Linked DNA regions of Mus musculus: all the other regions are linked to region 5. Evidence: chromatin loops called from intact Hi-C (ENCODE). Cell type or tissue: heart. All regions are shown on one strand.

The links. Peaks named below come from ENCODE experiments on the same cell type or tissue, not always from the same donor. Only the 100,000 strongest peaks of a DNase experiment are listed, where the experiment ranks them.
Region 1: it touches region 5 in a loop (3-fold over the local background); 8 of 42 quality-filtered maps call a loop at or near these places.
Region 2: a loop joins it to region 5, with 2.8 times the contacts of the local background. A loop is called at or near these places in 3 of 42 quality-filtered maps.
Region 3: it touches region 5 in a loop (2.9-fold over the local background); 4 of 42 quality-filtered maps call a loop at or near these places.
Region 4: a loop joins it to region 5, with 21 times the contacts of the local background. A loop is called at or near these places in 12 of 42 quality-filtered maps.

The regions. Positions count from the first base shown.
Region 1 is chr15:41,793,078-41,798,077 of GRCm38, reverse strand. It overlaps Oxr1 (oxidation resistance 1), which reads right to left. Exons shown (of 17, transcript NM_001130166.1): 4 at 522-604. Among named protein-coding and RNA genes, the nearest start is that of Abra, 74 kb to the left of the region's middle. In heart, a CTCF peak has its summit at 2,644 (motif pointing right); no DNase peak of the experiment used is centred here.
Region 2 is chr15:41,717,635-41,722,634 of GRCm38, reverse strand. The region is part of intron 3 of Oxr1 (oxidation resistance 1); the gene reads right to left. Among named protein-coding and RNA genes, the nearest start is that of Abra, 150 kb to the left of the region's middle. In heart, a CTCF peak has its summit at 3,101 (motif pointing right); no DNase peak of the experiment used is centred here.
Region 3 is chr15:41,816,278-41,821,277 of GRCm38, reverse strand. Oxr1 (oxidation resistance 1) reads right to left here. Exons shown (of 17, transcript NM_001130166.1): 8 at 4,012-4,196; 9 at 700-1,439. Among named protein-coding and RNA genes, the nearest start is that of Abra, 51 kb to the left of the region's middle. In heart, a CTCF peak has its summit at 2,346 (motif pointing left); no DNase peak of the experiment used is centred here; H3K4me3 peaks cover 993 bases; H3K27ac peaks cover 939 bases.
Region 4 is chr15:41,654,766-41,659,765 of GRCm38, reverse strand. All of the region lies in intron 3 of Oxr1 (oxidation resistance 1), which reads right to left. Among named protein-coding and RNA genes, the nearest start is that of Oxr1, 210 kb to the right of the region's middle. In heart, a CTCF peak has its summit at 2,457 (motif pointing right); no DNase peak of the experiment used is centred here.
Region 5 is chr15:41,161,768-41,166,767 of GRCm38, reverse strand. No RefSeq gene overlaps it. Among named protein-coding and RNA genes, the nearest start is that of Gm46502, 9.8 kb to the left of the region's middle. In heart, CTCF peaks have their summits at 2,980 (motif pointing left) and 3,741 (motif pointing left); no DNase peak of the experiment used is centred here; H3K4me3 peaks cover 936 bases; H3K27ac peaks cover 604 bases.

The DNA.
Region 1 (5,000 bases), 630 kb before region 5:
GTGAGCAAAATGCCACACTCCAGAACTTATTTCTCATCTCAGCTGTCCGCTGTAACCAGAAATGAGAAACACCAACACTGTCTGAGGCTTGATTCAAGAGCAGCAGAAACCCTGCTTCACAGTGAGGTAACTCAGTACTCACCCTAGCTTGTAAGGGTCCCACCTCTCATTAGCACTAACATTAGCACCGATGGGAACTCAGTTAAGAGCATTCTTAAAAAGGTAAATATTTTCCTAAAAGCCTAATCTAATAAAATTATTACAGCATAGAACTCTGACTCTAAGTTATCATCATTATTAAGTTTAACTTGCCAGAATACTGTCTTTGTAGAACACAGTAAGAAAAACAAATCATAAAATGCAGTTAAGAATCAAGGATTATTATTAACGAAAGTAACACACAACAAAGTCAGATTTTCAAAGCGAGGCAATTAACAATACTTGACTCATGTGCAGTCAAACAGAAAACGCCTTTGGTAAGACTGTCACAGAGATAGATTGCTTCTGCCAAAGTAACTTACAGTATATTCAATGGTTCCTTTAGGCTTCTGAAAAGACATCCTTCTCCCATCTTTCTTGTCTAAGGTCTTCTTTTGGCCAGTGTCTAAGAAAAAGGAAGCAAAACACTTTACATTTTCCTTTCGGAGTAATGACAACAACTGCAGGAGGGAGCTCACAGCAAGAGAAAACTCACTAACTTAGAGGGGATTATCGTTGTTATTGCTATTAACTAACATCTAAAAAGGACCCATTAACATATACAGGAACAATTCTCTATAGGCAAGAAGGACAGAATTGTAGTGTGTGGTTCTATAAAAAAATACATCATTTTAGATCGAATGATAATTTTTTTTCAGTTGCTGATTAAAGTATTTCACGTAGCTCTTTAATTATCAGCATCAGGGGCTAGACAGAGGCCTCAGTGGTTAAGAGCACTGGCTGCTCTGTTCTTCTAGAATGTCTGAATTCAATTCCCAGCAACCACGTGTTGGCTCACAACAACCTGTGAAGGAAGGGCTCAATGGATGCCCACTTCTGGTGTGCAGACACAGATATAAAGCACTCTGACGTAAAATATGTAAACAAATAAACCTTTATTGTCAGCCACTGTCAGCTGCTGGCTTCAGTCTGAAATGTGTGTTTGTGAATTTTCTCAGCTATTCTCCCTGTAACAATGATCACATGTACTATCGTGATAAAATACCTTCCTATCTAAACATCTTAAGTGATTCACATAAACTCTCCTGAAGTACTAGTTCAAAGTCTCAGAATGAAATGATAGTAAACATAGCAAAGTACTGTATTTACCCAAAATTAAAACTACAATTCTCCAAGAAAGATTAGTTCTGAAACTAAAATAATCTAGAGAAATGCAGGTCTCCTGGATCTCCCACTGGCGGAACTTAACTGACACTTTGACTACATGAGAACGTATTTACCGCATTTACTTGTAACCATCAGATCAGTTATTTTAGTTTAAATTATACTAAACAGTGTTTGAATCCCCCAGAAGCCAATTTAGAAACAGTTAAAGCTGCCCCAATATTTCCCCAAGCAAGACCAGCTGCTAAGAATTGCAAATTTTGATCTTCACTTAATTTGCTATAGTTTAAAAATTGCCATCTGTGTTTGTAATCGCTGCCTCGAAACTATAGCCTCCACAATGTGTGTGCTTCATTCTACAAATTCCCCTCTGTACCTACCAATGGCCTGGAGTATGGCGAGCCACTAATTTGAACGGACACATTCTGACACGATTTAAACTAGTACCACCATAATTCTTTTTTTTTTTTTTAAAGATTTATTTATTTGTTATATGTAAGTACACTGTAGCTGTCTTCAGATGCACCAGAAGAGGGAGTCAGATCTTGTTACGGATGGTTGTGAGCCACCACGTGGTTGCTGGGATTTGAACTCAGGACCTTCTGAAGAGCAGTCAGGTGCTCTTACCTGCTGAACCATCTCACCAGTCCCCACCATAATTCTTATAACTGCAGTATACTTCCCATAAGGAAAAATATAGGCCGATGAGATAGCTCAGCAGGTACAGGCCCACCCTCACTCCTGGTGACTCCATCTCTGGAACACCCACACACACAATAAACAAGCAAACAAACAAACAAAGGTTGTAGTGTGTATACCACAAAGATATCAGGGCAGATGTGTGGCAGACACAAAAACCAGTCTTTACCTCTGTATCCCAAACATCTCAGGAGCTCAAAGTAGAGAGGCTGTTAAAAGTCAAATGTAAACAATGGACAAAAGGCAGAGAGAACTAGGTTCACAGACAGCTAGTGAAGTGCAAATTTAAATCACTATGACATAACATTTCCTAAGTACCAGACTGAGTGAAAATTTAGATGCTTAACCACGTACTGTCAGTAGGAAAACTGGCACTAGCCTGTATTTCTGGCAGAGTGCAAAATGCTAAATTTCTTAAAAAGAATGTTAATTTTGTACATCAGAATATTCTCTTAACTCTTCTGTATATATCTGAAACTATATAAAACTGTATATTATAAAACTAATTTTATAATATTTGTATATTATAAAACTAATTTTCTGGATGAAAAAAATAGACTATCTTATAATATTTGTAAATTTTAAATCAAATTTTACTTCTGTTGCTTCGTAAGTCGCCAACAGAGGGAGCCAAAAATATAATGCAAAGTAAGCCCTCAGGCCATTGCACTGTTTCATAGCCTTCCAGGTGGTGAAATATAGAATAAATTTGATCGTTCTCATGATGTCAGACACAGCCATGACTGCCTTCATCCAAAGGAAAAAGGACAGAGATATGTGGTCGCAGGGATTAAGTTAAAGCTGACACTTTTATAGCTTTCCCTTTTCCTGTATCACCAATCAGAGATGACTCTCACACAGGTTGCCCTTCCACCAACACAAATCCTGGAGAAAAGATGTTAGTCCTAAAAGATTACTCCACCCAGTGTATGCATACCCACGAACCAATTCCTAGTTTTGCTCCAGGTTAAATCACTGTGCAGGAAATATCAAAGAATTACTCAATAATTCATGCATGTAAAGCAAGTCGACTGGAGGGAAAAGTGAAGAGTCTGAATTGCAGGCATATGAAACTGTCATTCAATGCCACAAGACATAAACCAAAGCAGGCTTATCAAAATGAGAACAGAAAGGCAGTACAGGAGACGGTCTACTGATCTGAAATAAGTGATGTAAAATGGTGCTGATAAAACCAACTCTGAATGTTATAAACATGCAAATTGTAAAAGAAACAATGAATAAATACCAGGTTATAAAAAAGGAGTGGCAGACAAAACAGCTCACATCATATTTAAGACGTTCCACTGAAAATGAGTAAGATTCTAACAATACCAACTAGGTAATGCTTTGAAATCAGACGCACCTTAGGGATAATCTCTTCAGACACAAGTATGATCTTTCATTAAGATCTGCTTTCTTTTCTAACTAGCCATCATTCTACATTTGTTTCCACTACAAGAGATTCCAGCAACAATATATTCAATGATAGTCTCTGAATGCTCAGGTTAAATTGACTTACAAGTGCAGTCTTCAGAATGTATAGCTTCTTTATAGATAGATCAGTTCCACCAAAAAAAAAAAAAAAAAGTCCTGTATGTGCTCTTCTTCTACAATCCAGTTTAGAATTCTGCTAAGTCAGTTTAACAGCTTAACAGGACACTCCACCCCACCCACCCCCTTCACCCATGTCCCACACCTAAACACCTCCCATTGCTCATCAGGTTCTCTGTCATCCACAGTGGCTCAGTAAGTCTGACCCCCAGGGTCTGATGAATCATAGCCTTTTGTCAGTTTTCCATCATCCTGTGTTCAGTTACCCAGGTATAACTGGAAACGGTTAGACTTTCTTTCCTACAGCAAAATCCACTTTCTAGGGTCCCCAAGACTATATGATGATCCTAAGTAAAGTTTCTGACCAGTCTTGAACAAATACCCTTGAATTTTTCCTTTATCATTAGCTATTATCATATTTATTGACTCCAGTATATGTGACCGTGTGGGTATATGTCAGTGATCACAGCAAAATAAAAACTGCAAATATGAAATAAAAAACTCTAGCTATAAATCCAAAAGCCAAATTTCTCAATATAATTTAAAAAAAATAAAAATCACATTTAAAATACTTATTAGCCATATTTGCATAATAGCGTTCATACTGGACATCAAAAATACCACAAAACATTTCCATTGTTACAAAGTCTATAGGTTTCAGTATATAATCCAAAATCTGTACCTTAAAATCTAAACAACCACTCAGAGACCCGGGGATAAGTGCATACCTGGATTGCTTCATCCATATATAAAGCTGTTGCTCCATCACTATTGACTGCATCAGAATGTTTGCAAACAGACCTTTGGAAGGGCTGGGCGTGGGGTGGCTCAGCTAGAAAACCGCTGCTTGGCAAGTGTGAAAACTGAGGTTTTACCCCCAGAAGCCATGTAAAGGCTGGGCAGGCATGGCAGCCCACTTGCAATCCCGAGCTCTGGGAAGAGTGGAGATCCTCAAGGCAACGTGGCTAGCCAGAGTAGCAAGATCCTGTGAACTCAGGGAGACTCTGCCCCAGGGGAGGCAGAGGAAGAGATCTACCATCAACTTTGGGCCTTCACACACAGTCACACAAACTTGAGTGCCCAAGGAATCATGTATACACATAAGCACACACATGGCACATAAAGATATATTCGACTAAACAAAAAATTAAGTTTTGAAATTGGAGTCTAAAAGGATAATAAGGGTTCTTTTTCAGTGGTTATTTTAGTTATTTTTGCTATCTTATAGAGTTTTTCTCTTTACTCATAAAATCAGGAATAACTGTTTATCCTGGATGGTCAATCGGGTTGATCTTTGTCTTATGGCTACTGATTTATACTTTTATTTTGATATATAATTGATACATAATATTATATATTAATATTGAAATTATATTGATTCACATTTCGCTCTTTTGATTGCTAGTAAATTAAAACTAGCAATCTCT
Region 2 (5,000 bases), 560 kb before region 5:
GTAGATGCGATACTTCAGGGAAAGAATGAGTCACACGGAGAAAGAGATTGGCTGTCCAGGACATGGAGTATTGGATAAAGAAGGTCTTAATATGGGGTACTCTTTTGCAAATGGACATAATCGAACCAGATTTAATGAAACCAAGTTGTTCCATAACCCACTGCCATTCTGAACCCAGTACTCTATGATACCGTTTATTCAACTTAAACAAAAGTGGACACTTATCTTGGTGGATCCAGCCTCACCAGGAACCATGTAGGGATTAGGTTGGAATCCTCCCCACCCCCAGCCCAATGGCCTTGATCTTGTGCCTCTGTAAAGGGCTCACAGAATACACACTATTAAAATCCTAGAGGTAATTAGGAGTTCCAGGGACAGGTGAACGCAATAGGCTGAAAAGGTGTTCGAGTGAAAATCTATGGGAAACACAGTAGTTGGAGTTCTAGTGTCTATCTCAAAGATAGAAATCATGCATAGCATGGCATAAAAGGAGGAGGGAATGATAAGTTTGTAGAATCTGAGATGTTTGTCTCTGACCACATTACATGAACACAAGGCTTATTTAAAAAACAAAAACAAAAACAAAACACTGTGTTTGCATCTCTGTTACCAACAGGTAAGCAAGTGTCTTCTTTTGATCAATAGCTTACATGCAATTTCACTTAAATGAAGAAAAAAAAAACTGTTATTACCCTTTTGTCTCTTAAATCCACACATCAAAGGAACAAGTCTGAGAACTGGCTGACCTTTGGATTCATTTCTGAGTCCTTACATGAAACAGAGATTTTCCTCCATCTTAAAGTGGCAAATAAAGTGATATAAGGTGGCTAAAAGATTTGATAACAAATTCCTTAATGTTTGGGCAAAGAGAATTTATTATTTGGTTTTGTTATTTATGTGTATGGGGTTTGCCTGTATGTTTATCTGTGTACAATGTATGTGTCTGGTGCCTGCAGAGGCCAGAATAGAATCCTAGATCTCCAGGAACTTGAGTTACAGATAGGTGTGAGCTGCCAAGTGGATGCTGGGAGTCAAACCCAGGTCCTACTGAAGAGCAACCAGTGTTCTTAATTGGTGATGTATCTTTGCAGCCCCAAGACAAATATTTCTAATTGAGAGAAAGAACCATTTCAAGGCATTTTATAGCTCGGAAGAAAGTTTGAGTATAAAGCAGTTTTCCATCTAGAAATGTGAGTTATTCTTCATAGGTCTCTAAAAAAGAGGTGTCAAAAGACCCCTACTGCTAAGTACGTATTATGAAGTACAGACTTTGCAAGGACCAGGCTGAAGATATGGGGTATGGTGATTTAAATAGCCACGAATGTAATCACCTGCTATGGACTATGTTGAGGTACAGTGAGGTTATCTACACATGAACTGGATGGTACCACAACTGAGTCTGGTTATTATCATTCTATTATCAGATGGCTTTCATAGTTACTGCTTGGGTCACTCTGAGAGACACCAGCAGACATTGATATGAAGTAGACTGCAGGCTCTGGGGAGGGCTCTCTAGGGATTAGGAAGTTATTCTTACAGTAGAGGAGGCCTTGGGGGTTAGATTACCAGTTACTCCAATTAGTTTCCTTTTACCAGCTCTTGGTAGATACTATGTTTTTCTGAACTTATACAGTGAGTTTCTTTTTTTTAAATTAGGTATTTATTTCATTTACATTTCCAATGCTATCCCAGAAGTCCCCACACGCTCCCCTACCCACTCCCCCACCCACCCACTCCCACTTCTTGGCCCTGGCGTTCCCCTGTACCGGGGCATATAAAGTTTGCATGTCCAATGGGCCTCTCTTTCCACTGATGGCCGACTAGGCCATCTTTTGATACATATGCAGCTAGAGACAAGAGCTCCAGGGTACTGGTTAGTCCATATTGTTGTTCCACCTATAGGGTTGCAGATCCCTTCAGCTCCTTGGGTACTTTCTCTAGCTCCTCCATTGGGGGGTCCTGTGATCCATCCAATAGCTGACTGTGAGCATCCACTTCTGTGTTTGCTAGGCCCCAGCATAGACTCACAAGAGACAGCTACATCTGGGTCCTTTCAGCAAAATCTTGCTAGTGTATGTAATGGTGTCAGCGTTTGGAGTTTCTTATATCATAAATGAGGTCACTTCTCTGGTTAAAAATCCTTCAAAGGTTTTCTTCCTCTCGCTATTTGTAATGAAATCCAAACTCCTTTTCCAGATTTCAGCCATCCTGCATGCAGCTGCCTCTCCTTTTTAGGGGGCAGAAGGTGAGACAAGGTCTCTTGTATCCCAAATGATCTCAAAGATACTGCTTTTAGCTCATGACCTTTTACTCTCAATCCTCCCATCCCTTCCTCCCAAATTCTGGGATTTTGGGTGTGTACCACCATCCCTGGCTTCCCGTGCTTGTTTCTCTACTAACTCAAGAATGACTCTTTTAATTTTCCTGCCTTTCATATTCCAAACTCACCTTTGGGAGGGGGGCTTCATTCATGCTGTTTTCTGCACATTCAAATGCAGGTCAGATTTTCTCCATTTACTTCCTAGTTCTTAGCTTTCCTAGTCTTGTCTCTCCCTCCCTCCTTACTGAGTTCACATTACCTCCTTGAAAACTTTAGTTTTAGGCACTCACCGTGTCCATATATATGGACTACCGCTATGTTTCATGCACATGCCACCATCTTATTTATGCATTGATGCTCTTTCCTGTTTACTGGCTAGTTATTCATACATGCATATAAACTCTGTTAGTAGAGGTCCTGATCTTTCATTTCTGCATGGTAATGGGGATTCAATAAACACTTAGTAGGGACAGGGTAAGGAGATAAGCTAAGATGAAGTGCTTCTCAATATTCTAATCGTAAGTCTCCCTCCCCCACCCACAGCAGTATGTTCAGTTTCAGGGATTAAGGTACCCCTCCCCCACCCACAGCAGTATGTTCAGTTTCAGGGACTAAGGTTCCCCTCCCCCACCCACAGCAGTATGTTCAGTTTCAGGGGCTAAGGTTCCCCTCCACCACCCACAGCAGTATGTTCAGTTTCAGGGGTTAAGGTTCCCCTCCACTGGTGGGAGTCTGACTAAATTGTGGACATGGGAAGAAAAACTGTGTCTCCAGCAGCAGATGGCAGCACTGCCTTGGAACAAAGGCATCTATGATTCTAAGGACCTCTGTCCCCTTGCTTCCCACTAAATGAGTACCATCGCGCTTACTGTTAAATGGGTAAAACGTGCATTTACTTTTTATGAAATAAGAAAAGAGCTGATGCCTTAAAAGAGGTGTTAAGCTATCCTTTCTCTCTGGATAAACGGAAGCTTTTAGTTCATCGATCCAGGAAAACCCAGGCTTGACTGCTGCCTTTATTCAAGTGGGAAGCAGTTAGTTACAGGCCCTGGAAGAGCTGGACTAGGGACGTAGCTACAGTTCTTGTTTTCAGCTTTGTCCTGTTTTCCAGAAGTGGGGAATAAGAGTAAATGAATAGACAATTACACTGTGTAACTCACAAAAATTTTGAGTTACATATGAAACAATGAAACGAACTAATCTGAACTTAAGTAGTCTGCCTAGACTCATGCAGCAACAACACAGAGCTCTTAGTGGGAGCTTTACCCCTACTGTGTGACATTACAAGAAACTGCTTGTTTTGAAAGGAAATGAGGGATGGCAATTAGTTTGTAACTTCAATATCCCACTCTCACCAATAGACAGGTCATCCAGACAAAAATTAAACAGAGAAATCCTGGAGTTAAATACCATCATCAAATCAAATGGAGCTAACAGACATCTATAGATTTTTCCATTTAAACACAAATTAACATAGTTTCTTCTAGACAGCTCATGGAAGTTTCTCTGAAATTGACCACAAAGCAGTCAGACCCAAAGCAACTCTGAACAGATACAAAAACATTGAAAAAGCACTGTGCATGCTACCTGACCACCATGAATTAAAGCTAAATACCAACAACAACAGAAGTTCATAAACTGGTGGAAAGTGAACAACTCACTACTGAGAGAAAAATGGGCCATGACAGAAATTCACAAGAAAATTAGAAACTTTATAGAACTGAATGAAATTATAAACATGTGCTGGCTAGTCTTAGGTGAACTTGATACAAACTAGGTTTATTGGAAAGGAGGGAACCTTAATTGAGAAAATGCCTCCATAACATCCACCCATAAAGCATTCTCTTACTTAGTAATTGATGTGGGGAGGGCCCATCCCTTCACAGCTGATGCCTGCCCTGGGCTGGTGGTCCAGAGTTCTGTGAGAAAGCAGGCCAATCGTGCCAGGAAGAGCAAGCCAGTAAGCAGCACCATCCTCACATGGCTACTGCATCAGCTCCTGCTTCCAGGTCCCTGCCCTGTTACAGCTCCTGTCCTGACTTCCTTTGCTGATGAACAGCAATATGGAAGTATAAGCCAAATTCCTCCACAACCTGTCTTTTGTTCATGGTACTTTGTTGCAGCAACAGAAACCCTAACTAAGATAATACCCAAGGAAGGCAGTTCTAAGAAGCAAGTTCGTAGTACTAAATAGTATCAAATAATTGGGCAGGTTTACTATTAGTAACTCATTGGCACACCTGAAAGCTCTACATCAAAACGAAATAACACCCAAAAAGCGTATATGGCAAGAAATCATCAAACTCGGGGCAGAAATCAATGAAATCGAAACACACACACAGGCACATGTACACATGCGGCATGCACACATACAAACAGGCACACACAGGCACATGTACACATGCGGCATGCACACACACACAATGGAGAATCAATAAAATGAAGAGTTGGTTCTTTGAGAAAATCAATAAGACTGACCAACCATTAACCAATTTATCTAAAAGACAGAGAGAAAGGATCTAAATTAATAAAGTTGTAAGTAAAAGAAAGACATCACAAGAGACAGCAAGGAAATCCAGAGACTCTTAAGGGAATACTTTAAAAACAAAACAAAACAAAAAAAAAAACCTATGCTATAACAAAGTGGAAAATCCAAAATAAATGTATAAATTTCTCAATA
Region 3 (5,000 bases), 650 kb before region 5:
TTCAGTTTTTTTTGAAGCCTTTGAAAAAGGTTAAAGACAGATTATCATTTTAGTAAAATAAAAACTTGAAATTAAGAAAACGCTCATATATAAATTGAATCAATGTGGGCAATATATCAATAGAATTGGGAAATGTTTGAGCCGTAGCTACTTAATCATAATGTATTAAGCAAAGCACACTATACTACGGTAATACTCATATGAACAAAACCTGAACTAAGACAAGAAGTGATAACTTTTATCCTGAGCATTTGTTTTTAAAGGAAGCCATCGAATCAGATGAGCATCGGATTTTTACGTACGTAAAAGAACTGCAGAAGTAGATTTTTACTGTCGACAGTTCTTTTTACAAAAATTATGGAATTAAAACTTTGGTAACTATAAATTGAAATTCGGACATTAAATATGTAATGATATAATTGAAAAGAAAATGGAGCAATCACTGTATTATACAGTGTGGGTACAACATGTTCATAAGACAGACTTTATGGAAAGTGCTTTGCATTAGGAGTGCTTAAACATGGCAGAAAAGAAGTTCAGAGACCAGGCACTGCAGACATGTTCCCGGAATAAAGCCAGTCAAGAGTGGTTTGCTTCTCCTTCACACTGCCTTAAGTCAGCAGTCTCTGCTCAGAGAGAAAGCAGAAAGCAACATGCAATCAAACAGACTAACCAGCCTTGCATCTCCCTAGCACTTACCCTCTCCATGTGCGTCTGCTGCTGCGCTGCTGTGTTTACTTTCTCTCTGTGACACCTGCTGAATCGTGTCCCTTTGCTGCTTGGCTTGCTGCATAGAGTGAGTTTTCCAGAGTTTGCGCAGCTCCTCTACTTCTGTCTCTGAGTCCCGTTTTAGCTCCTGCCCTTGTTGATCCTTAAGAACAGCTGGTTTTTCTTTCAGTTCTACTGTTTCTCCAGAAGATACACTGTCTTCACCTGCCTCTTGCTGCAGTGAACTTTCCTGGTGGGAAGAATCCTGGTTATCCTGACCTTTTACTTCTGTGCTTTGTTCCTTTGGGCCTGAGACTTCTTGAAGGCTTTCTGTAGCTTTATCTCCTCCTTTAGTGGCTGTTTCCAGACCACTTAAGCCAGTTTCATGAGATAGAGCCCCAGGGTTAGAGCTAGTGCGGTCAGGAACGTTAGCAGCCTCTGACGTGGCTGTCAAGGACTGGACTTCCATCTGACTGACAGTCTGCACAGATTCTGACGAGGCATCAGATGACTTCTCCTGTCTCGGCTCCGAGGAGAGCAGCTCCTCGCGGATAGGAGAGAGTTCTGACTCTGTGAAAGCGTCTTCCGAGAGAGACTCCTCGGTGCTCCTGGGAGCAGTGCTGGCACTGTCGTTACCCTGGTCACGCGCTCTCGGGTCTGCGTCCTCAGCAGAGACTCCTGTCGCTTTCTTTGAATGGCAGGACCCCCTTCCTGACAACTGATCTAGTTCTCTGTTATTAAGGAAAATAAAAAAGTATTAGACATTAAAAACTGTATCAATTTACCTTCTACAAGCAAATAATAAAATAGTATCACAGAAGAGGCTTTTCAAAAACAGCAAAGTAGCGCTATCAACAGAATATACAAACACCATGCATTTCATATATACCACATCATTACATCGAGGTTTTTCATCAACTGTTTACCATCTGGGAAACATCAATGTAAGCGCTCCTCGTAAGAAAACTACCACAAAGTCTGATAACTTAAATTCCTGACGAAATTATAATACTGAAAGAAAATTTTCATTGGTAGGACAGGGACAATAGAAAATTTCAATTTATCATATACATATGCAGTACTTATTTATATACAAAGAGAGAGTAAAAAACATGAATAATGAGAACCAAGCTGAGGCAAAACATTTAAAGGAACTCTATAAGCTCAGAACAGTGCTAAGAGAATCTGTCCAGTTAACGAACTAAGATGTTAGATTATGAACGTTTTATGGTGAGGTCTCATATCCAACTTTCCTGGCATTGTTTTAGGTAAATACTAATGTTCCCAAGATATATGTTCTGGAAATAAGCATCATTTAAGAAGTCAGCAATTTGGAATGACGGTTCCTTGACGTCTCAGTGGCAAAGCACCAATGCCTTGCACGTATGGCTAGAGAACAAGTATGCCAGTCAGAACGGCAGTAAGTGAGCGACCTTCTGTGGATATTACGGCTAAGTCTCTTATGTAACTTTCTTATGGTTTTCAAGATTTTGTAACAATATATATATTTTTCCATAAGGCATATCTTTATTTTAAAGATTTAGTTTAAGTGCCTTCTGCCTTTGTACTGGATTCATCTTTTAAAAGAGGCAATCTAACTGGAGATACTAAGTTTGCAATGGTGCCATCTAATGGTGATTCACTTAAACTGCACCCACAGGGTCAAGGACCTGAGCGTGCTTTGGAGATGCCACACTCAAGAGACTAGCTGTTAGCAGGTTTAAAAACAGAAACAAAGATAAAAACTAACAGGCTATGATTTAAGTGAGTTTTTTAGCCTGAAATGTAATGTTTTGAAAGGTTAACATTAATGGTGCATTGTTCAACACAGTTTAGACAGTACCTTAGAAATCAATTCTCCAAGCATTAAAAAAGAGGGAAAACCATTAACATCTTTTACCTCACCTGTGCAAACAAACTATTACTTTGCAAAGCCACTCTATGTATTTATCTTGTTTGAAGTCAAATTCTGATGTCAATTAACATACAAGCCAAGACTTAGGGATATTTCCTTCCAGTGACATTGTTTAAAGTGTTTGAATCCAGGTCCCTGTCCTTCCAAGTAATATGCAGAATGATAAAATGGTCACTTGAAAAGCAAGGGACACCCCATCTTCCTTGCAGAGCAGTCCCAGACCATAGAGAACAGGATTTAACTCTGAAACACTGAGACGCAAGGTCAGGACAAGCTCTCCCTGACGCGCAGCAGTCCCTCTTCCCCCGTGGAGCTGGTTTTTCAGCCTGTGTCTCATCTCTACCTCTAAGCTCAATTAATTGTGGTTTGATGTTTTATTTTTTGTTCTCTTTCCTGAAATTGGCTTTTGTTGACAACTTAAAAATATATCCAGTAGTTTAGAATACTTATTTTCTAGGAATTATTTGTGTTTCTAGAGATCATTTTACCACGCCAAACCAGTAACTGTCATTACAGGCTAAATGGACCTTTCCCAAGAAGGGGTAACAGCTTACATACTATATATATATATATACTGAAAAAATACCTAGCTCCTTCTCCTTTGTAACTTTTTTCACCCCAAGGTCTAATTTTTAAACTGGCATAAGACTGTAAATTATCTGTTATCAGTGAAGGTGAAGCCATTTTTACATGGCTGTCAGCCTCATAGTGAGTGGGATGGAGTCTCTATTACACGCTAACCTCTTCCCTTCCTCTGTCTTTCCGGGCTGTGCCTAACCCGGCACTTTCATATCTAAGCTATTCTACTACAGCAGTTCCCACATTAGCACACTCTAAACCCTTCACTAGTGCAACCTGGAGGCTTCCTCTTCCCATGTGACACTTTCTTACCCAGAAGTCCTACAGTAAGTGTGAATGGAAAGCTGCTCTGATTACTTCCACACTGGGCCTTGGTCCGTGCCACACTCACAACTACACACGCTACTCTTTCGGTACGTTCATGGAACTTGACAGTTATTCTATTTGTTAATAATACAGAATAAGTTAAATTTTTTTGATTTTGTGTCTAAATAACAAAGGATTGATAAGCACTAAATTACAAAAGTACTATAGGCTACTTGTCAAATATCTGATTCTTTAACCAAGTAAATATAAGTGAAATTACTAACTAAATACCAGGCACACTAAAAATCAACTATCCAATAGTGCTTAGATTCTTGTTTTACTACTGACAAAATAAAAAGCAGCTATAATAAGACTAAGAAAATAAGAGTATTAGAGAAGGTTCAACTATATAAATATATATAAAAAAAATCCCAACCAACCAACAAAACAAAGAAAAAAAAAGAGTGAAGCCCAACTACCAGCCTGTACAGTGACATACGCACATGGGCAGTGATTCCTTTATTTTGCTATCCAAAATCTCTTTGTACATGGCAGCTGACATCACCTCTTCCATCGGACACATGATGCCGTATTCCTCACAACCGTTCTCTTGAACCAAGGGGTCTGTCTTGTGTGGATCAAACATTATGTTATTTGGTGTGACTAGCAGGACGCCACTGACTGTGCCCTAGGAGGAAACAGAAAGCACCATTCAATCTCCAAGGTTCCTAATTTCATAAAGATTCTAGGTACCTCGTTAAGTGCCTTTTCTGACTTCTGGCCATCTGCTTTCAGGCACTGTGGCACTTTCATGAAAACATGCTTTTCTACTAAACTATTTTTTTCCTCAGCAGAGACACAATTCAAAGAATATCATGTTCTGCCTAAAACAATCATGTGAGGGATGAAGTCTGACCTGACTATGAAGAGAACACACTGCAGGAGACCAAGCTTTACAGGAATCTGCCCCCACCTCCTGTGTTCTTCCCTCCATACAAGTACCAAATGCAGCTACATGGGCACTAATAACTCATTATCAGTGGTAAAGGAAGAATTCCATAGAAATACTGTTTGAAAAAAGTAACCAGTTTTACTTGAATTTGCGATTCATCAGTTATGGGACTTTCAGAATACAAAGTTTTAGGGCATATTTCTTCATCTGTAAAGTTGGTATATTAAATAAAATTCGTATTAGGCCATAACTATTTTTTCATTTGCCATTAAAGACCATGAATTGTAAATGAACTTATATAAATAGTGCTATAAACCTTAAGTGTCTACATTTTATCAATGAAGGTTTATAAACAGTTGACACAATTGGTAGGAATTATTATTTATTCTTTCATATGTAGCAAACTCTGCATGTACACTGTTGACTCATAATCCTAGCTCTGAAATAGGTACTATTTCTAAACTGTTCTGAAATATCCTATTCTTCAGATGTGAAAATAAAGACTGAGATAAGTGAGCAATTTGTCCAAAAGAAAACACC
Region 4 (5,000 bases), 490 kb before region 5:
GCTAATTCACCCACTACCCCCACCCCCTACGCACCACCAGCACACAGGCCAGTTTTGGTGGTCGGGGAGCCCAGACTGTCTATTGGGGCAAAGCTTTATAGTAAGCAGTAAGCAGGGAGTACATGCATAAGCATCTAATTGGAAAGCTGTTGTGGCCTTCAACCTAGTTGTCTGGTGCTGGGAGTCAGATCATAAACTTTACTTCTGCTCTACTCTGCATTGGTGGTCATTAGGAAGGGACCATTAGGTCTTGTAACCTGGGGGTGCAGGTTTGTTGGGGGAATTACCTAGAAACTCTGCTCTTGTTGGGGATTAGCCTAGAGACTGAAGCTAGGCTCAGGCTTTCTTGGGGACAACTTGGAAACTAATGCTAGTTAGCAGTTAGTCTACCTGAGTTCAAACTTAGGTCAGGTTCTCTAAAATGGAGTTTGAATTTAAAGTCTTTGGGGGGGGGGAGAGAGAGAGAGAGAGAGAGGGAGAGAGAGAGAGAGAGACCCCACTGAGTGACCATACTTCAACTGTCAACTGATTAAAGTCACTTTGAATGTCTGCTAATCTTGACATTCTACAGAGGCAAAGTGACATCTATACTCTTCTAGACAGACAACAGCTATATTTAGAAAAATAAAAACTGTAGACATTCTAGAATTTGTTAAATTCTCTCTGATATTTAATTTCACTATACTCCACCCAGCTGAACCCACAAGCTTTTGACTTTCTTTGGCTGCTGAGCAGGCGTGGCCCTGGTGGGGACAGAGAGACTTGGTTCCTGCCCCTAGGACAGAATCCCAGTGTGAGCCTCCAGCAGTATTGATGACTGTAGTGGCATAACACTTGTTTGTGTAACAATGTATATTATTTCACATTCCTCCGAGGAATGGTTTCTCTGTTAATGTTATTGACTCCTTGATAATCAGACAGCAGGAGTCCAGGAGGTGAAGGTGTGGCTATGTCTCAGCAAATGGCAAGCACTGGGACTTTCAGCCCTAAAGGTTATGGAGAAGAGCTCTAAATACATGAGTTTGAAAATATATAATTTCTCAACTATGCAAAAATAAGGACGCAATATGAATTATGAGAACTTCATGAATCTAAAGGAACAAAGGGAGTTGCATTAATGAGTCAACTTATCAGAAAGATACAAAGGCAAGCAGATACAAATATAGGCAGATTCCTGAGTTCAAGGTCAGCCTGGGACATGGCAAGGTTAGCCCCAGGTGTGGTACATATGGTAATTTCAGGATAGGGTCCCACCCAGCTAGTTTAGCGTCTTTGTGTAACTGAGGCAATCAGATCTCTAAATGATTTTGCTATCTTAAAAGAAAACTTATGCTTGCTGTTTCCTAAGAATCAAAGGGCTGGGGCCACCAGTATGTAGATTCATAGAATAATCAAAAGGGAGCCTGGAATAAAGAACTGAATTGATATGTAAATTTAAAAATGGCTTTTGGTCTTCATGGGATGAACTAGCAGAAAGTGGTAGCAGTTCTCTATAATTTTCGCTAGTGAGAGCTGAGCAGTCTGGAGATCTTTGGAGAGCAAAGCGGCTCTTGATGAGTTTTTTTCTTAACAGGATTTCTGACTTGGTCAGATGACTTAATAGTTCTTTTGTAGCAGTTTTTCTAACATTGGTCAGAAAAACATGAGCTATCCAGATATCTTGTAGAATTTTTACCTGAAGAGAGAGCTGCCTCAACCAGAGTTTTATGAGTAGCAAGAGAAGCTGTCTAGGGCAGAACAGAGCAGAATACACAGACACAGAGAGAGAGGGGGGGGGGAGGGGAGAGAGGGGAGGGGGGGGAGGGGAGAGAAGGGAGAGGGGAGAGAGGGGAGAAAGGGGAGAGGGGAGAGAGGAGAGAGGGGAGAGAGGGGAGAGGGGAGAGAGGGGAGAGGGGAGAGAGGGGAGAAAGGGGAGAGGGGAGAGAGGGGAGAGGGGAGAGAGGGGAGAGGGGAGAGGGGAGAGTGAGACATTCTTACCTAAAATGCAGTACTCATCTAGTGACTTATTTTTACTTTTTAAAGGTTCAAATGAAGATTGAGGCTTCATATAGACAGAGTAGCTAGCTTTCCCTCTACTTATTCTAAATAAGTGAAATTTTATTATACGAATTCAAAGACTGATTGTTCTATAAAAAGTGAGTTTGCATGCTATCAATTTTTGATATGATGCTACTTTTAATGAACACCTTCTATTAGGGTTAATTAAGGACAGCCATGTGTGCAAAGAAGGCATAATCTATTTCTTAAGGTTCTCTCAGTAGGAAATAGATGCTATACAGAAGTTTGTGAAAGATAACTGAGGTCAAAAATCAATTCCTAGAGAAGCTATTTACATCTCTCATTAACCTAAAGAGGCATTTCAAATTGTTCTAGCTTTTCTTAAAATAAAAATTCTTCCAGCTTGATTCAAATACAGTGAATTGTAGAGGGCCAGGGATCGACTTAGTTGTAGTACTGCACTGTACCACCAGAGGGATCCCTGGGATTTTCAGTTGTACAAATCCTGAATTGAGACACTGAAAGGTACCCTGCAAAGAAAGGGCATATTGGCTGGCTGGTCTACAGGTTGATGGGTACAGTTTCTTTCCATGAGATTATTTAGGACACTGTGTTACCTCTAGAAATGTCACTGTACTATGTCACCCATAGACTATCTCTGTTCAACCCCTATGAGGAATGGCTGTCCTCCTGTTCAATGACAGATCTGCCTCTTCAGGCCTAAAATGGGGAACGAATTTTGCCTGCAGAGCCTGTCATGTATGGTTCATGTTTACCTCTTCTGCATCTTTTAGACATGATTCCTCATCTGTATAGACAGAGTGTAACAGAATTGTTCTGAGGATTACCTGAGATAGGATAGAGGGACTTATTTTATTCTGGAATATGAAATTCCTAATTCATCCTGTGATGGCTATTCATGATTGTCATCCGCACTCCATCGTCAATTAGCTAAAAGCCAAGTGGCTAGGTACACCTGTGAGGGAGTTCTCTAGATTGGATCTTTAGAAATGTGAAGACCCACCCTAAATCCTGATTCTTTGAGAGAAGAAGTTCCACCTTAAATCTGGGCTACACCTTCCAGCCATGGCAGACTAGATAATGACCAAGGAAGAAAGAAACTTTTGCTATTTGCCTGCTTCCTCTGGCTCACACTGGAGAGTCCGTTCCTTCACCGGCATTAGAGTCCACTTTTGTGGGATTCTGGAGTATACTGAAGACCAACTGAGACACCCAGACTTGCAGACTGAACAATTACTGAAAACTTAGACTTTCTCTCAGTAGCTAGCCATTGTTGGACTGTGGTCCACTGTGGGAAGCCAACTCCAAGATGGTGCCGGTTTCCGGTTGCCTTTGTCATAAACAACACCACTGCGCAGGCGTCAATTCAAATTTGGTGCCAACCCTTCCCAAGTGGGTGCATGCAAATTGAGTGCCGGCTGACTGACCAATCAGAGGGGGCCACAGAGCCTTCTCCTGTGCTGGGGTGCATATAAGCAGGCCTCCCTGGGCGCCTGGGGTCCCATAGAAGTATCGAGGCAAGAATCCGACTGTGTCGTGTTGTTCTTGCTGGTCAAGAGCAGACGGGACAGTCCACCACAGTCTGTCAGTCATTCTAATAAATCCCCTTTTCTTTCTGCCCCATTGCAGAAGAGAACTGTAACACACATGGAGTTTTAAAATGCTGTTGTTTTTTTACTAACGGTACTTTTTAAATGAAGGGATACGGAAATAGATTTGTTTTATGAAATGAACTTTCAGTTACATAGTTGATATATTTTAGTTTTAAAAATAATGCTTTGAGAGTCAAATTAGAAGAGAGGTTACAGAGACAAATTAAAGCTGAGAATCCAAACAACTCTTTCAACACAGTAATTAAACATGTTTTTGAAACTGATAAGAAATCAAACCATTGCAAATTCATGAATTAAAAATTTGCCATGAGGCTGGGAAGATGGCTCAGGGGGTGAAGTGCTTTCAGCACAAGCATGAGAGTTTAGATCCCCATGAACTACACAAAAACTAGGTGTGGTAGGACATGCCTGTAACACTTGTACTTAGTCGGGTAGAGATAAGCCAGTCTTGGTGATATCCTGTTTCATAAAGTGAGATGGAGAACAATAAAAAAGACACTTGAAGTCAACCTCTGGATTTCCATGTACACACACAGGTAAGTCTACTCAACATATACATGGGCAAGCATATACACACAGGTATGTACAGCCAATACACACATGCACAAGCACATACACACACAAGTAAGTACAGCGAATATACATATGCACAAGTGCATGTACAACATAGACAAGTGCACCCAATACCCACATGCAGAAACGTGTGCATACACAGGTAACTACACCCTATAAATGTGTGCACAAGCATGCACACAGAGTAAATACAACAAGAAAATAACCCACAGCTTACTTCTCTGTCCTGAAATTTAACTTCTAGACTTCTATTTTTCTATAGTCTTGGGATTTTTATCCACTATGGTCCAAGCTTGTTAGTGTGTCAACCTTTTTGTCTTATTTAGATGGAATAAGGAGTTTATAAGACAAATTTTATTTTCTGAAGGCAAAACACTTACTCTTCCTGATCAGTTCATAAATCAGAAATGTATAGAAGGTTGCATATGTGACAAAAAGCAGGAGCAAAGGACCCTGGCAAAGAGGCAGTGACATACGCCTTATGGGATTTTCTGGTTGATTCATTTTTTTGAAATGTGCTAACATTAAATTTTGAAAGTGGAAATATGCACCTGTCTGCTCTACTGTCTTATATCAATCAAAAGTCTTTGATGATAGATACCCCTTAGAACACTATGTTTTCTACATGTTTATTATTTTTTTAAAGCCTGGAGAAAGTCATCGAGAACACGGAAAGCTATGAGAAGACCAAGGAAGGGGAAGCAATGGAAAGCAGTCTCAACCAGCAAATTCCGAAAGAGCACACAGCCTACGTGAGGCATTTCATCAAGTTTGAAGGAAGCAATGCCTCATAAG
Region 5 (5,000 bases):
TACTCAGCTGCTGTTGGTGTCTCCAAAGGTGGGCACAGCGTAGTTGTTTCTGCCATAGCTCTGCAAGCTGTGAACACTGAGCAGACTGCAAGTCGCATTCAACAGCTGCTTCAAGAAGCAACTACCAGGCTGGAGAGATGGCTCAGTGGTTAAGAGCACCAACTGCTCTTCTGAAGGTTGTGAGTTCAAATCCCAGCAACCACATAATGACTCACAACCATCTGTAATGAGATCTGATGCCCTCTTCTGGGGTGTGTGAAGACAGCTACAGTGTACTTACATATAATAAATAAATAAATCTTTAAAAAAAGTAGCAACTACCCTATAGCAAGGTGGAATGGTCTGCTGACTGAAAGGAATTGTGGCGAACACCAGAACAGGAAGAAACTGCTTGACCTTGCATCACCCTCTGCGGACAGCGTAGCAGGGAGCCGCTACCCAAGCAGAGGAACTGTGTGTAGTTCCATTTCCAGTAGAAAAGGAGAGAAAGATGGGTCTGGGCAGTATGTGAATGCATATTTCTTACTTTATCCAGTAAAAGCTGGAGAAAGTTGACCAGGTTGTGCCTCTTCAAAGAGACCCACAGCTGTTAGAAAATTCTACGATTATTTTGAAATTAATGTATATCAGCACTTACTTAGCTTCTTTATCTGTGTAATGACTGTGGTCATAGCAATTATCTTTTGTTGTTGAAAAGCACTTAGAGGAGTAGGGGACACAGACTGAGAACATATGATCAATACATTTTAGTTATTATTTATTACTACACTGCCATCCTGGTTTGATTTTGATCACTGTCATAAAACACTAACCAAAGCCAACTTGTGGGGGGAAAACTTATTTGGCTTACAATTCCACATCACAGTCCATCATTGAGGGAAATTAGAATAGGAATTCAAGCAGGAACCTGGAGGCAGGAGCCCATGCAGAGACCGTGGACTGGTGCTGCACACTGGCTTTTTCTCCATAGCTTACTCTGCCTGCTTTCTTAGACCATTCAGGGCTATCTGCCCAGGATTGACACTGCCCACAGAGGGCTGGGCTCTCCCACGTCAATCATTAATCAAGAAAATGCCCACACAGACTTGTTCACAGGCCAATCTGTTGATGGCAACTTCTCAATTAAGGTTCCCTCTTCCAAAATAATTCCAGCTTCTGTCAAGTTGACCCAAAACCAAACCAAACCAAAACAAACGAAAAAGACAAGAAAAGAAATGAACAACAAACCCTTAACAACCACAAATTGGCTTGCTTACTTGGATAATCAAGAATTCAAGTACTAAAAATATATTTCAGGGCCTCAAACAATATATAGAGATCTAATACAACTTGGGTGCAACTTGAGAAATAGGTGTAGACGTTTACCCACTGTCAAAACAGCCCCTGGAAATAACTGCAGACTTAATTGATTTTTTTCATACACCGCAGCTGACTAGTCCACCCTTCTCCCATCAGTCCCCAGCATTCATAGCTACCGCCGCCTCTGGACCTCAACCACCATGGTTAGAGGTGCTCCGGCCCAGGAGCAACAGGGCTGAAAGGGCCAAGGTAGCAAGTCAGCTTCATCAAGACTGTTAAGGCCTGGAATTCTGAATTTAGCAGCATGAACTTCTACATGGGTTCGGAAGCACGGAAGTTCAAGGATACTTAGCCATCACTGCGGAAGGGGTGGGCGTAGGTGGGGTGGGGTGGGGGGTGGGGGTGGTAGGTTTTTTTCCTTGATAATATCAACAAAAGAAGGCTGTATGTAGCTTCTGGAATTAAATGGGTGCAGTTTCTTGTTCTTTGTTTTTCCTCCAAGCTGGGGACTGAGGTGAAAACCTGGAGGTGGTTAATTTAATGACTAGACGAGGAGGAAAATGAACCTAAAACCTTCCCACTGCTTCTGTAGACTTCAGTGTCAGACGTTTTTATCCATTAGTAGTTTTACAACACGTTATTAACCCATATCAGTTTTGCCATATTTCATAATAGGATGGATTTTTTTCAGCTATACAAATAGTGACCACTATGAAATGTATTTTATTATGAAATAGTTGAACATTTATAATTGACTGATAGCATATTAGGTTTATTTATAACGATGTCATTTGTGCGACCAAAATTAAACAGAGCGACTTTTGATGAATAGGGATTAAGTTTGCGCTCCCAGCACATCTAGTTACTTTGGAATCTGAAGATGGCATTGTAAGACTCTGATGAGCCTTAGCTTACTGGGGACCCCTGATTGAACCACTCAGAGTGGGGGAAGCATGCAAAAAGCAAGAGGAATTTATTGTTCCAATGCGTTTGGGGTCATCCTGCACCGGAAGGAGAGGCAGCCTCAAGCAGCCCAGTCAGGGAGTTTTTTATACAGTTTTCGGAGCAGCAGCCATTAGTCACAATGTGATTGGCAGAACAGTGTAATTTTTAAACTGATTGGTCACTAGGGGAATGAGGTGGCAAGAACTTCCCTTGTCTGTAGGTGGCCTTGTCTGTAGGTCTGTCCTACAGAATGTGTTTACCTCCTTTGGACCTCCCCAGCCTGCAGGTAGAGGTTGATCAGTGTCTCCCGCCCCACCTTGGCTGAGGAATGTTAATTAGCCCCTCCTTTCTGGAGGGGAGGGGTGCCTAAGTGTTCCATGACCTTTTTTCTTCCAGGAGGGGAGGGGTCTGGTGGCATTTTCCAAAGGTCCTGAACTGGCCTCTTCAACACACCATTAGGTGGGTGAATCCTTTGAATTCTCTGCTTCCCTTCGAATTGGGAAACAGTTTTCATTTACTTTCATAAAGTCGAAGGTAATAAAATGGCAGTTGTTTTTGTTGCCCGAGAAATGGAAGGAGCAAGTTCAAGGATAAAAATGAGTAACTGCTGTGGGCTGAGGTTGTTCGAATAAGCAATTCCGTTCTTTTGTGAAAAATTCTCGGTTCTCCATTAATTACATGAACTTCCTGTAGGGCTACAAAGTATCTGCGGCAGTTATTTAAAGAGCAGCACCACCTAGTGGCTAAATAATGCAACTACTTTATCCTAAACAGAAAAGAAAAACAGTTTCAATATCCAGACAGGTAGCTATCCAAACAGTGTCTGTTATTAGAACTATTCCTCACAAGTTTTCTTATTTACTGACTTCACTGTTTTAAAATATGGTTTTTTTTTAAAATAAAAAGGTCTGTAACCATAACAAATGTTAACTCTTCCATGTTCACTTTAAGAGCATTAAAAATTATTGGAAAGGTCACTGTGGTAATTTTAACATTGTGATCTTTAAAAATGAATTTTAAAGAACCTTTAAAATATTTGCTCCTTTAAGGCATTGAAATTCACTTACTAAAATTATTACATGTTTCTTATAGTCTCATTTGTACGGACATATTTTGAAGGCATTTAGTTCAAAAATCTTCAGCCATAAAATACCATCAGAATTCAAAAAGCCATTTGGAGAAGGACATATATTTATTATACTGTTAGTATGATTATTTAGAGTAGTGATTCTCAACTTAATTTTGGTATCACTTAATATAGTATCTCATCTTGTAACATGTTCCCCAGCCATAAAATTATTTTCATTGCTACTTCATAGCTGTAATTTTGCTAGTAGCATGAATGTAAATGTTTGTGTTTTCTGATGGTCTTAGGAGCCCCCTTGAAAAAATTGCGGGTCGCGACCCACAGTTTGAGAATCACTTATTTGGAGCCAGTCTTGCGCATCTACAGAAGCATTTGGTTCAGAATACAGTGTTGCTGCCCTCTTGTGGCTAGAAGAGCACACCGCGCCTGGATATGATCAGTCAAAGAGAAAGTTTTATAATTTAAGAAAGAAAAGAAAAAAAGGAATGCGAGCCGTTTTCACATTTGTTTATCCACCATAGCCAAAGTTCCAAATGCTTAGTTAATTTACTTACAGGGCCAACCAAAGGAAATGAACTTATTTGAACTTCCCATCTGAATTTATTTAACCATACACTCCCCCAACCACACACATACCCCTACTTACATAACTTTCACTAACCACTACAAACCCTGCAGAACATCTTTTGTAAAAGTACGAGTTAACACCTTTTACCTAATACTGCGGTAATTGGTTTTGTTCTCACTCTTAGTATCTTAAAGAATAAACTGCATCTAAGTTAAGCTGAAAATCCTCCCTTTGACTTCCATTTCATCCTGGGATGAGTTCAGTAGCTCTTTCCAAGGTGCAGGACATGCATTTTATGTGCTGAGATGCTCTGGCCCCTGTCGTTGTGGCACTGAATGGAAAACAAGCTTTCGATGCATGTTCCAAATGCAGAAGCCAAGCGCTTCCTACAATGTTGGCTGGGACACTGCTGCTAGGATGAATGGTGCTTTTCAGATTCCTCGCAGCAGAGAGAGCGGGTTTTCCAGGAGGAGTTCCGACTTCCTGTTTACATCTCTCATCTTGGATTAGGAGTTTTATGGAGGACTAAAGGAAAACAAGGCAGAAACAAAGGAGCGATTTAGCCTCTGCTTTAAGATACAGGCATCTTAGGGCAGCGTTTTTGTTTTTTTTTGTTTTTGTTCCCTGTCTGAAGGCTTCCTAAATACTTCTGTTTACAACAGCCCGCTTGGTACTTGACTTTATAAAGTAGGATCCAGTTGTGGAAGAGGAAGAAATAAAACGCGTCACTTGTTGGGTTTCAGAGAAAGCAAGCAATGGAGACAGCAAAAGTGGTGTTCATTAAAGGAATTTAGGGCATCATTTTGACCTTTAGTCTGGGGTTCTATGCCTTCTGTGATCTTGAGTTGTGTTTCATTTGCCATCTAGATTTGCACTTTTGAACAATGAATTCTTTTTTTTTTTAGAATTAATTTTTTATTAGGTATTTTCCTCATTTACATTTCCAATGCTATCCAAAAAGTCCCCAATACCCTCCGACCCCCCCCCCTCCCCTACCCACCCACTCCCACTTTTTGGCCCTGGCATTTCCCTGTACTGGGGCATATAAGTTTGCAAGTCCAATGGGCCTCTCTTTCCAGTGATGGCCAACTAGGCCATCTT